Linked DNA regions of Homo sapiens: region 1 is linked to region 2. Evidence: chromatin contacts called from ENCODE POLR2A ChIA-PET data. All regions are on one chromosome and are shown on one strand. The core of a region is the stretch at or near the end of the contact, and the rest is flanking DNA. Distances in the headings are between cores, read along the strand shown.

Region 1 (5,207 bases), core at 611-3,110, about 92 Mb after region 2:
AGCCAGGCGTGGTGGCAGGCGCCTGTAGTCCCAGCTACTCGGGAGGCTGAGGCAGAAGAATGGCGTGAACCCAGGAGGCGGAGCTTGCAGTGAGCCGAGATCGTGCCACTGCACTCCAGCCTGGGCGACAGAGCGAGACCCCGTCTCAAAAAAAAAAAAAAAAAAAAAGTGTAATTTACCCAATGTCACAGGGCTAAGTAACAATGAGGCAGAATTTGAGCCCAGACTGGGTGCCAGGGTCTTGCCATTAGCCAAACATGACATAAACATGATCCATTTTTTATGGAAAATAATGAAATAAAGAAATCTATGTTTTCATTTATATAGAAAACAATTGTAAGGTTGTATATTAACATTTAAACCATGATTATTTCTGGGTGGTGGAACGGTGGGGGGAAATCTTTATTTTCATTTTGCTCTTCTTTATCTACATTTTTTGCAATGATCATGCATTAGTTTTATAATCAGATGCAAATACCAATAAAAAAAAATCCGTGATGGGCAAAATTGCCACACATACTGTACCACAGGGTCACATGAAACTTACAAGGCCAATTTCTTCTGTGATGTCTGACCAACATCCTGACTTTATCTATAAAGATATTCATAGGAATAACTTATGGACACAGAAATGTACTGTGACTGCCACCTTTTACCAACATCTATCAGTGATTCCTAACCTTTTTTAAATCACAGAGCCCTTTGAGAATTTGAAGAAAGGTAAATATCCTCTCTCCAGAAAAATACACATATTCATTCAGATTTGTAGATTTACATTCATTTTCCCATTGAACATTTGCTCTGTAAGCGCAGTTGAATGGTCAAGCGCTGTGCTATGTACTTTAAATAGGTTATCTCCTTGAAAACTCACCTGTGTGAGATAAGAACTATTTTTCAGATTTTTTTTGTCAGCTCCCTGAAATTAAAAGGTTGTAATCCCAATTTACAGATAAGGATTGTGAGGGTCAGATATGTTCAATACCTATCTAATCCAGCCTCAACCCTCACGCAAAGGTGTAAATGTATAAAGTTCCTCCATGTCAACCTTCCAGCCTGATGCCACGCTCATGGGCGAGGTGGGAGAGATCTCAGCGACCTTATGGTCTCTCTAACTCCCTCGAGATACTGCCGAGAAATCCACGACCCCAAAAGGAGAAAAAATGGCACGAATCTTAGTTCCCCATTCCTCCTACCCACCCTAGATGTTCTAACGGTTAGCACCCGGCAGAGGAAGAGCAGAAGTTCACAAGAAGGGTCTGAATAGAACCGGGCAGGGCTACTTTGGGCACACTGCCTATGGGGTGGCCCTGCTCTGCAAGGAGCAGTGAAAAAAGAGAACCGGGCAGGGAGAGAGAGAAAGAGAGAGGAAAGAAGAGAAAGAGAAAGAGAAGGAGAACGAGAGAGAGAGAGAGAGAGAAAGAAACAGGGGCCGCTGGCCGGACTCCCATCCCAGGAAAGGTCACACAGAGAAAGTTTAGGGCTAGTCCTGATTCGGGACAGTTTGCTGGGGATAAAAAAGCAGCAGCAGAGTCGGGTGGGGGAGCTCTCCCTCGGGCTCAACTGTTCCCGTTGAGACTCTCCAGTTCCCCAAACACACCCAAACACATGGAAAAGCAAAGGGAAGGGAGTACCCAATATCTGATACCTGATGCAGGAATCTGGCTCTTCCTGGCAGTCAAGGTTGCACATGAAGCGCTCCCAGTGCAGCCAGCCCATGGTAGGCGTCCTTGCCAATCCATTGTCCAGTGCTCTAGCCCCAGGGATGTCCCAGGAAACGAGGGCCAGGAAGCGAAGCGCAAGCGCGCAGCCCAGATGTAGTTCTGGGTTCCTCAGCTGCATTGTCACGGTGACCGGACAGCATAAATTTCCGCGGGTAACCTGGGCTTTTAAGATTAACCTCAGGGGCGGACCAATCACCGATGACTTATTAAATAATGACGTTATTGTTTCTCTGGCAACTGGGACGGTTATCCCCAGAGGTAGACCAATAATCAGTCACGTAAGACGTTCCGCTAACCAATCACCCTCTTCCTTTCTTGATATTGACCCGCCCTATTTCCATACCAGAAGGAAGTGCGGCACCTTAGTGATCCCGAGTTTAAGCCGAGAGTTGCTCACGTGACCGAGATCTCACATGACGTAGGCGCTCACGTGATTACTCGCTTACGTGAGCAGAAGTAGTTCTGGTCGTCGTCTACCGTCTCGCTATAGCCGTTTGAGGGAAGAAGGAGGAAAATTACCCGGTATCGTTAGAGGTTGGTGTGTGGGTGGGAACTGGGGACCCAGGGGTGGTGATGATGAAGACCAGAGCGGGGTTCGGGGGCCGCCTCCGCCTCTTTCGTTCTCTGCTTTCCCCTCCCCCCTCGCGCTCTCTCCCTCCTCCCCCCCATCTCAGTGCCGGGAAGCCGCCTGTGCTGCGCCTGGTGGGGAAATGGTGGACGCTCATGACTGTGTATGTGTTTTTGTATATCTGTCTGTCTGGGCCGGTCTCGGGGGACCCCTAAGGGTGACCGTAAGGCGAAAAACGTTTGAAAACCACGGCCCTGAGTTAAGAAAAACAGATACTGAAAATAGTGGTCTGAGTGCTGGTCTATCCATTCAGGCACTCAGTCTCCACTGCCTGATTGTCTGTAAGGGGAGGCCCCAAGTGAATTTTATCTGTAGAGTCACATCTAGGCAAATGCGTGCTTGACAAAGGCGCCCAATAAATTACTTTACTGAATAGAGTATTTGAATAATGTTTATTTTTCTGCTGATAACAACAATCTACATATTCAATTTCGAACATTTGAAAAATAACAATATAGTATAAAATTTAAAAATACACATAATTCACCACCCGGAGACGACTGCTCAACCTGATGTCGTTACAGTTTTTTAAAAAATGTGTATAACACACATATAAATACACAAATTCTTAACTCACAAAGAGTCCTGGTTCCCACTTTAGCCAGCAGTCCTGATGGCCTTCCCAGGAGACGCAGTAATGAAGTAGAACCTCTCTGCCCCTACAGAAGGGCTCTTAAGGAATAGAGCGGTGCAGGGAATTAAATGGGACGGGTTATCCCAGGGATAAGGCAAGCAAAAAAAAAAAAAAAAATCCTGCAAAATGAAATAAAAAAACAGCTTGTAAATCTGTCACTGAGACCTTAGGATGGTTAATAGGAAAACTGTTATCACTGCAGATGCAGTGTGCTAGGCACATAATCGGCAATCAGTAAATGTTTGTTAAATCGTTTCCTCAGTGTAGTTTTATGGCCGTTATTACACTTTGTACTTTGTTTCCAAGAGGCCCAGTGCTCCCAGACCATTTCAGATAAACCATCCACATACAAAATTAGAAAATTTTATAAAATTTCCTATACCAAATCCCAGAAATGCAAACATTTTAATTTGTTTTATGTTACTTTTTTTGCTGAAGTAAAAGTAATTATTTCTGTAGAAATTTAAGGCTGCATAAAAAAATTGGAAAAATAACATGGAAAATCCATAAACCTCCCACTCAGAGTAACCACTAATATGTTCTTTCTAACTTAAAAAGAAAAAATCCCAGTACAGCAAATGTAAAGAATTAAAACTGTATAGAAGTATATAGGGTAAAAAGCGAAAAGCCCACTTCACCCCCCCACCCTTCAGTTCTCTCAAAAACAAGTTTGCTTCCAGATCTTTTATTTATTTACATACGTATATACATGCATGCCAATCTTTTACTATAAGTAGGATCATACTATGTATATTCTTTTATTTAATGTATTTTGGAGATCTTTCTGGGTCAAGGCAGATAGATTTTTTTTAAATGGCTGCATTGCATTCCAGTTTAAGGATAAAGTATAATTCATTCAGCCATTCCTCTAATGATGGCTATTTAGGTTTCCAATTTTCTGCCATTACTAACAGTGCTGCAAGGAACATTTGTAAGTATTTCTGTTGACTAGATTCCTGGAAGGATTCTAGCAGTGTCAAAGGGTATGGGAACATGTATTTTGTACACAGTTGATATTGTAAAGCAGTTGTGCTCTTGGGTCACTTACAATTATAGCATAAGTAATTTCTCATGTTATTAAATATTTTTGTAACTTTTAAAATTAAATGCATAATATTCGTTTTCTTAATAAAGTACTTTTCAAAGAATATATAGCTCCATAAATCTGTCTGAATTTCAGATCATCTCCTTAGGGCACATAACTGAAATGTATTTGCTGTCAAAAGGCGTGATACATATTATCAAATTGCTTTCAGGATATAGTGGGGTTTATCAAAAAGGAAATAGTTTATATCAATTATCACTCTTCTGGTAGTGTATTAGTTTGTGAACTGCATAGCACTGATTTACTGTTGCTGTTTAATTTCCATTATCTTGATGGGTGAAAAATAACGATTAGTTCTGATTTTAACTTGCTGGAAGATTGATTAAATTTGAACATTTCCCAGATTCCTCTCCTGTATCCTCCTATACCTGTATTCTCTCATACTTAATCTGTTATCAAGTCCCGCAGATTCCACTTTTTTTGGTATGTGTAGATACATCTTTTCTCCATTTTACTCCTGTTGCCTTAGGCGATTCCTTTAACATATATTTATGAGACAAGTTCTAACTAATCTCCCTAGTTCCACGTCGACCCCCTTCTGTTTGAGTGCCACGCTGTTGCCAGGGTGATCTGTCTGAAAGAGTTTTGGTGAAGTCACCCTACATACTCCCCGGTTTAAAAGTCTTAAAAGGCGCTTAGTGTTTGTATATCAAAGTCTTTGGGATCTGATCTATGCCTTGCCAGTCTTTTCACTTGCTTTTCCCTCTCCTATTTGTGCTTCATCATAATTAAGAAAAAAAAATGTTTATGGATCCCTGGGCAGATTAGTCTGTTTCATTTAACCATTTGGCCTCCAACCAATAGAACTGATCAACTAGTCCCTCTTTGATACTATGCTTACACTCCACTCAGAGGGTCATGGCAAGTATAATGTATATTTGCATTTACATCTTTAATAATGACATTCGGTGCTCCTGTAGGACCATAAGCCCATTCTGGGCTTATTGATTCTTGTATGCCAGAGCCGAATATTGGACATGGCAACTAAAAAATGTTTCTAAAATGAATGTGTGAATTCCCAATAATGTCTTTTTTTCATTTATCTCTGGAGCCCAAATATTTCCCTGATTTTATTGATTTGCATACATTTTTATATAATGAAGATATTATATAAAGAAC
Region 2 (5,056 bases), core at 1,697-4,196:
GGAGAAAGAACCATACCTCTTCACTGAGGTTACATGGATAACTGCTTTAGAAGATCCATTGGTACACTGAGTTCTGCAAGGAAATAAAACATTTCTAAATTTAAAAAAAAAGAAGAAGAAGACCCATCGTAAGACTAACTGGAAAAAAGACACGATTCCATTCACAGCAGAGCATGGTAATGAGCTCAATGAAATTAGCAAAGACCAGGGATCTGGCCAGTCCTTGTTCCCGCTGCTGGCTGCCGACCAGTCCCTGGGGCACCTCCTGAGTGCCATTCTGCCTTCTCACTACACGTTCCTGTCTTTGGGGGAATCATGGGATCTCTCCCCTTGCTGAAGTTGTCCCTTCAAACACCTGGAGAGTAGCCTGCCTATGAGGAACAAGACATGGCAGTTTGGGGACAGTGTGTCACTTCTACATTACAGAGAGCTGTTGCGCATGATTCCATCCAACTGCTTGTCACTGCACAGAGCTGCACTGGGGAAACAAATAATGCATAACTATTTTTAAAAAATAAACAGAGCATCCACGGGTTTTTAAAATGTAATCTGCAACATTTATAGAACTATGTTAGGAATTATAAACTATGTTAGGTGAGCAATTGGCCATCTGAATGCTTTCCCTGTGAATTGTTTGTGGGGGAATGAGTCATCCTTTTCCCCTTTCTTGGACCTGCATCCATTATCCTGCAGTGGAGCGATGTGTTCATATATGACTTACACATGGGACCAGCTGCATGATTTGTGGGGCGCAGTGCAAAATGTAAATTTGGGGTCCTTTGTTCAAAAGCAGAAAAGAAAGATTTTTCCTTCCCTCCTCCCCAGTCGTTCTGGACCTGTCATGGTGTTTTTTCACTTATTCTTATTATTGTTAGAGACAGGTTCTTGCTTTGTGGCCCAGGCTAGAATACAATGACACAATCATAGGTCACTGCAGGCTTGACATCCTGGGCTCAAGCAATCCTCCCGCCTCAGCCTCCCAAGTAGCTGGAACTAGAGGCACACACTCCTGCGCCTGGCTTTTGCTTTTTACTCTTAATGCAGCACCTCTTTGGGCATAGGGATACTCGGAGGGCCAATGTGGACTCTCACAGGCTCCCGGGGTCCCACCCACGACTTGGCAGGTGGGGCACATGCCTGCTGACCTGAACCTCTCCGCGCCTGCCAGAAGGCAGAGAGTAGCCACATCATTGGATGGGGGCAGGGAAGTGGAGCACAGAGAGTCCATCCTGGGAGGCAGGGAGGTGGCACCTCCAAGCCCTGGGCTCATGCTCCACTGTCCTGTCAGACCGTCGCTTTCAAAATACAAACTCAAAGACAACATGATGAGGCATTGCAATATGGAGGTTGCAGAACATTAAACCAGTCCATGTGGGACTGAACTGTCACAAGGCAGCAAAGCTGGCCCTGCTTACACATAAAATACTAGCTAATCTCTATATAATCAGGGAAAGGTTACATTAGAATGTTTTCCAAATCACAAGGATGATACTATAACCAGCTACCCAAAACATTCATACTTTTAGGTTAAAATTTACATTTTAGTCTCCTTGACGTCTGGGTATTTGGAAAAAAAGAAAAAAAATTAACGTTTTAGGCACTTCCATTTTTCTCGAGAGCCAAAATTTTCCTTTTGTTTTCATTATTAATGTCTATACAACGAAAACATGCATCGTACATTTTTAAAATCGACTTTCCTTTTGCTGTTTTTGCCATACATTTCCTGACTGGTTTGTAAAACAGCCAAAAAGAACTGAGGAGTGGTAGCTTATGCTATGACCAAAAAATATACATTTCACAAAATTAAGTTGTCCCACGCTTGAAAATAAAATAAAATCACTTGCCAGTGACTTTGAATGTGGCTAAGCAGTGTGGCTTGCCAATTATGAGGTGTGAAGATAAAGGACTGTCACGCTAAACTTGTCTTCTTTCATTTGATGTCAGTTTCTCAGAGTAGGGACCTTGAACCACCTGTACTGAACTTGGAACCACCTCAACCTGCCCAGCTCCATGGATCCCAGCTCCAGGGTGAGATCTTAGGTGACTGCCTTTGTAACACGCATCACAGGTGGCTGAAACACACCCACAGTTTGAGACCCACTGTCTGGTCTAACATCACTCTGTCCTCGGAGTTTTTTTTTTTTTTTTTTTTTTTGAGACAGAGTTTCGCTCTTGTTGCCCAGGCTAGAGTGCAGTGGCGCGATCTCGGCTCACCGTGACCTCCACCTCCCACGTTCAAGCGATTCTCCTGCCTCAGCCTCCCGAGGAGCTGGGATTACAAGCATGCGCCACCACGCCTGGCTAATTTTGTATTTTTAGTAGAGATGGGGTTTCTCCATGTTGGTCAGGCTGGTCTCGAACCCCTGACTTCAGGTGATCCGCCCGCCTCGGCCTCCCAAAGTGTTGGGATTACAGGCGTGAGCCACTGCACCCAGCCTTGTACCCGGAAATTGAGAACAACACAAGCCCCTCCCAGAAACACTACACATCCTCTCTTGTTGTGGCTGCTGAACTTACTCTGACACATTCCTTGGCTGAAATACCAGCAAGCCACAGACACACCTTGCCTAAAGGCGTCCACAACACCACTGATGCAAGCAGTCGCACAGCAAAATTTTGCGGCCACAGGGATCCACCTGCTGGCCCACAACTCACATCTCTGGCCGCATTGGGTTCCAAGTGCGCTCAGGAGTTAATCACACACCCTTTCTTCTTGGCTTCTCTCCTCTCCTGAGGCAGGTATTACAAATACAAACACCCATTTCCTTCTCTGTGTTTATGCTTTCTTGGCACAATTCCTACTTGAAAGGTAGGAACAAAAATTCAAAATGCAAATACCCTCAGCTCAGGAATCACATTCTTATCTTTTCTTAGGAGATGACTTGTTTTTAACTTTAAAAAATCCTCAACATAAAAAAATGGTTTTTGTTACATTCTTGAGACAGAAATCTGCTAACTTGGCAAATTTTTTTTAAACTTATTCCTTTCGTTATGGTCACACACACCTTTCTTTTCTAGGGGCAGCAGTAATTTGCATTAGACACGACGCACACTTGCTTTCATTTCTCAGTGTCTAAAATACCATCTTCTTGTCACTTCTCTTTATCAAGCCATGCACCTAACAATGACTTGTTCGCTTCAGGAGACTCAGGAAAAGGAGCTGCTGGTCCTTGTTTTATCTGCACATTTCTTGAAGGATCCCATCCAGCAAAACCTGGCCTGCCTTCCCTGGAATTTTAATTTTGCCCCAGATTGTGTGTTGGTTTTATTATTTAAACAAATTTTAAATTACAGGAGTACAAGGAGCCCTAGAAGCAAAAGAAACTATTCAGATGACTGCTTAGAAGCTTTCGTAAATTCTGCAAGGTGGTGATAACTGTCGATGACTCGGCAGGTTTTTCGGAGAAATGTACAGGAAGCGAAACCCACTGCGTGTCTAACGGGTCCAGTATGTCATTGTGCAACGTCCCACAGGCCTTCAATGTCCTCAGAGCTATTTTGTGACCTACACACTGCATGGAGATGCCCCACCGGCTTTGATTGCACCCTCTAGCAAAAGAGATTTCCCTGCAGCTTGAATGGGGCAAAGCAAGTTCTTTGAAACAACAACCAAAAAGATGCGGGTTGGGGAGAAAAGCTTGGCTCTTTCCCCAGACTCTCTGGATAGCGCAGCTTTCCTTTTTTCTATCCTCCTGGCTTTTTGTTCTCCATCATTACTCTGAGTCAGCAAGGAAGAAATGGCAAGGGACTCCGGAAAAACATGTGTGATAGGGTGCCTGAGCAAAAGGCAACATTTCATCAGTTCTTTTTATGAATCAGTCTTTGATTTGGGGATGTACTGTCCAAAGTGAAAGACTCCTTGGAGATTTGCCTGGTAAGAGAGAGACATGTGGTAAACCAATTCAAGGTCAGGCAGATCGGGCTTGGGTTGCATAGGTTTTTGTAGCCCAGCCCCCCAGGCTCTCCACTCACCCTACAGCACGCATTAGCTGCGTGTCTCTTTGCATAGAGTCGCTTTTCATAAGGATCCTAAGGTGCAGGGGAGCAGCAGCCAAGGACAGCTGCCCAAAGTAGCCTGCTTCCAGGACTGCAAAGAAATGGAAAGAGCAGCATGAAAGGACCCAGTCATGGCCTGGCACAGTGGCTCACACCTGTAATCCCAGCACTTTGAGAGGCCAAGGCGGCCGGATCACTTGAGGTCAGGAGTTTGAGACCAGCCTGGCCAACATGGTGAAACCCTGTCTCTACTAAAAAATACAAAAATTAGCCGGGCATGGTGGCACGCACCTGTAATCCCAGCTACTTGGGAGGTTGAGGCAGGAGAATCACTTGACCCCAGGAGACAGAGGTTGCAGTGAGCCAAGATGGCGCCACTGCACTCCAGCCTGGGTGACAGAGTGAGACTCTATCTCAAAAAAAAGAAAAAGAAAGAAAGAAAGAAAAGAAAAGAAAAAAGAAAGGACCCAGTCACACCAACTAACCCATCGATGTCCAACAGGGGGCTACGCTTGGTTACAAAACACATACCTGCATGTTGAGAACCATACAAATAGAAGTGTGTGGGCCAGGCACAATGGCTCACGCCTATAATCCCAGCACTTTGGGGGGCCTAGGCGGGCAGATCACCTGAGGTCAGGAGTTCGAGACCAGCCTGGCCAACATGGCAAAATCCCGTCTCTACTAAAAATACAAAAATTAGCCAGGCATGGTGGCAGGTGCCTGTAATCCCAGCTCCTCCGGAGGCTAAGGCAGGAGAATAGCTTCAACCCGGGAGGCAGAGGTTGCAGTGAGCCAAGTTCGCACCACTACACTCCAGCCTGGGCGACAGAGCGAGTCTCGTTCTCCAAACAAACAAACAAAAAACAATTAGAAGTGTCTGTGCAATACTAGCTAATATTCTGCCTGCATTTCCAGCCCTGCTGACTCTTGTACAGGACCTAAGGTCAACAGTTCTTGGGCTCTGAGGAACTTTGCTTCTCTTTCTGGCCTCAGCTCCACAGGCTCCATGAACCCAGGTCTAGGGATCTAGTTCACTCAAAGGGACTACGAAATCAAG

Evidence for each region. ChIA-PET counts read pairs that join two places held with the same protein, here RNA polymerase II (POLR2A).
Region 1: POLR2A ChIA-PET joins it to region 2 with 11 read pairs in T-cell. The contact joins the promoter of GLA here to the enhancer-like site in region 2. POLR2A ChIA-PET finds 5 or more read pairs at or near these places in 2 of 52 experiments (CD8-positive, alpha-beta T cell and T-cell).

Annotation. Positions count from the first base shown.
Region 1 is chrX:101,406,065-101,411,271 of GRCh38, forward strand. GLA (galactosidase alpha) reads right to left here and starts at 1,861. Exons shown (of 7, transcript NM_000169.3): 1 at 1,646-1,861. The coding sequence starts at 1,839. The region is part of intron 3 of RPL36A-HNRNPH2 (RPL36A-HNRNPH2 readthrough); the gene reads left to right. It overlaps HNRNPH2 (heterogeneous nuclear ribonucleoprotein H2), which reads left to right and starts at 2,158. Exons shown (of 2, transcript NM_019597.5): 1 at 2,158-2,255.
Region 2 is chrX:9,349,410-9,354,465 of GRCh38, forward strand. No RefSeq gene overlaps it. Among named protein-coding and RNA genes, the nearest start is that of TBL1X, 110 kb to the right of the region's middle. RefSeq lists enhancers at 3,025-4,224, 3,303-3,362, 3,383-3,492. Within about 2 kb of position 2,947, at least 13 of the 41 ENCODE cell types and tissues checked have a DNase peak (open chromatin) inside an H3K27ac peak, as active enhancers do; they include CD8-positive, alpha-beta T cell, where a contact is called at or near this core.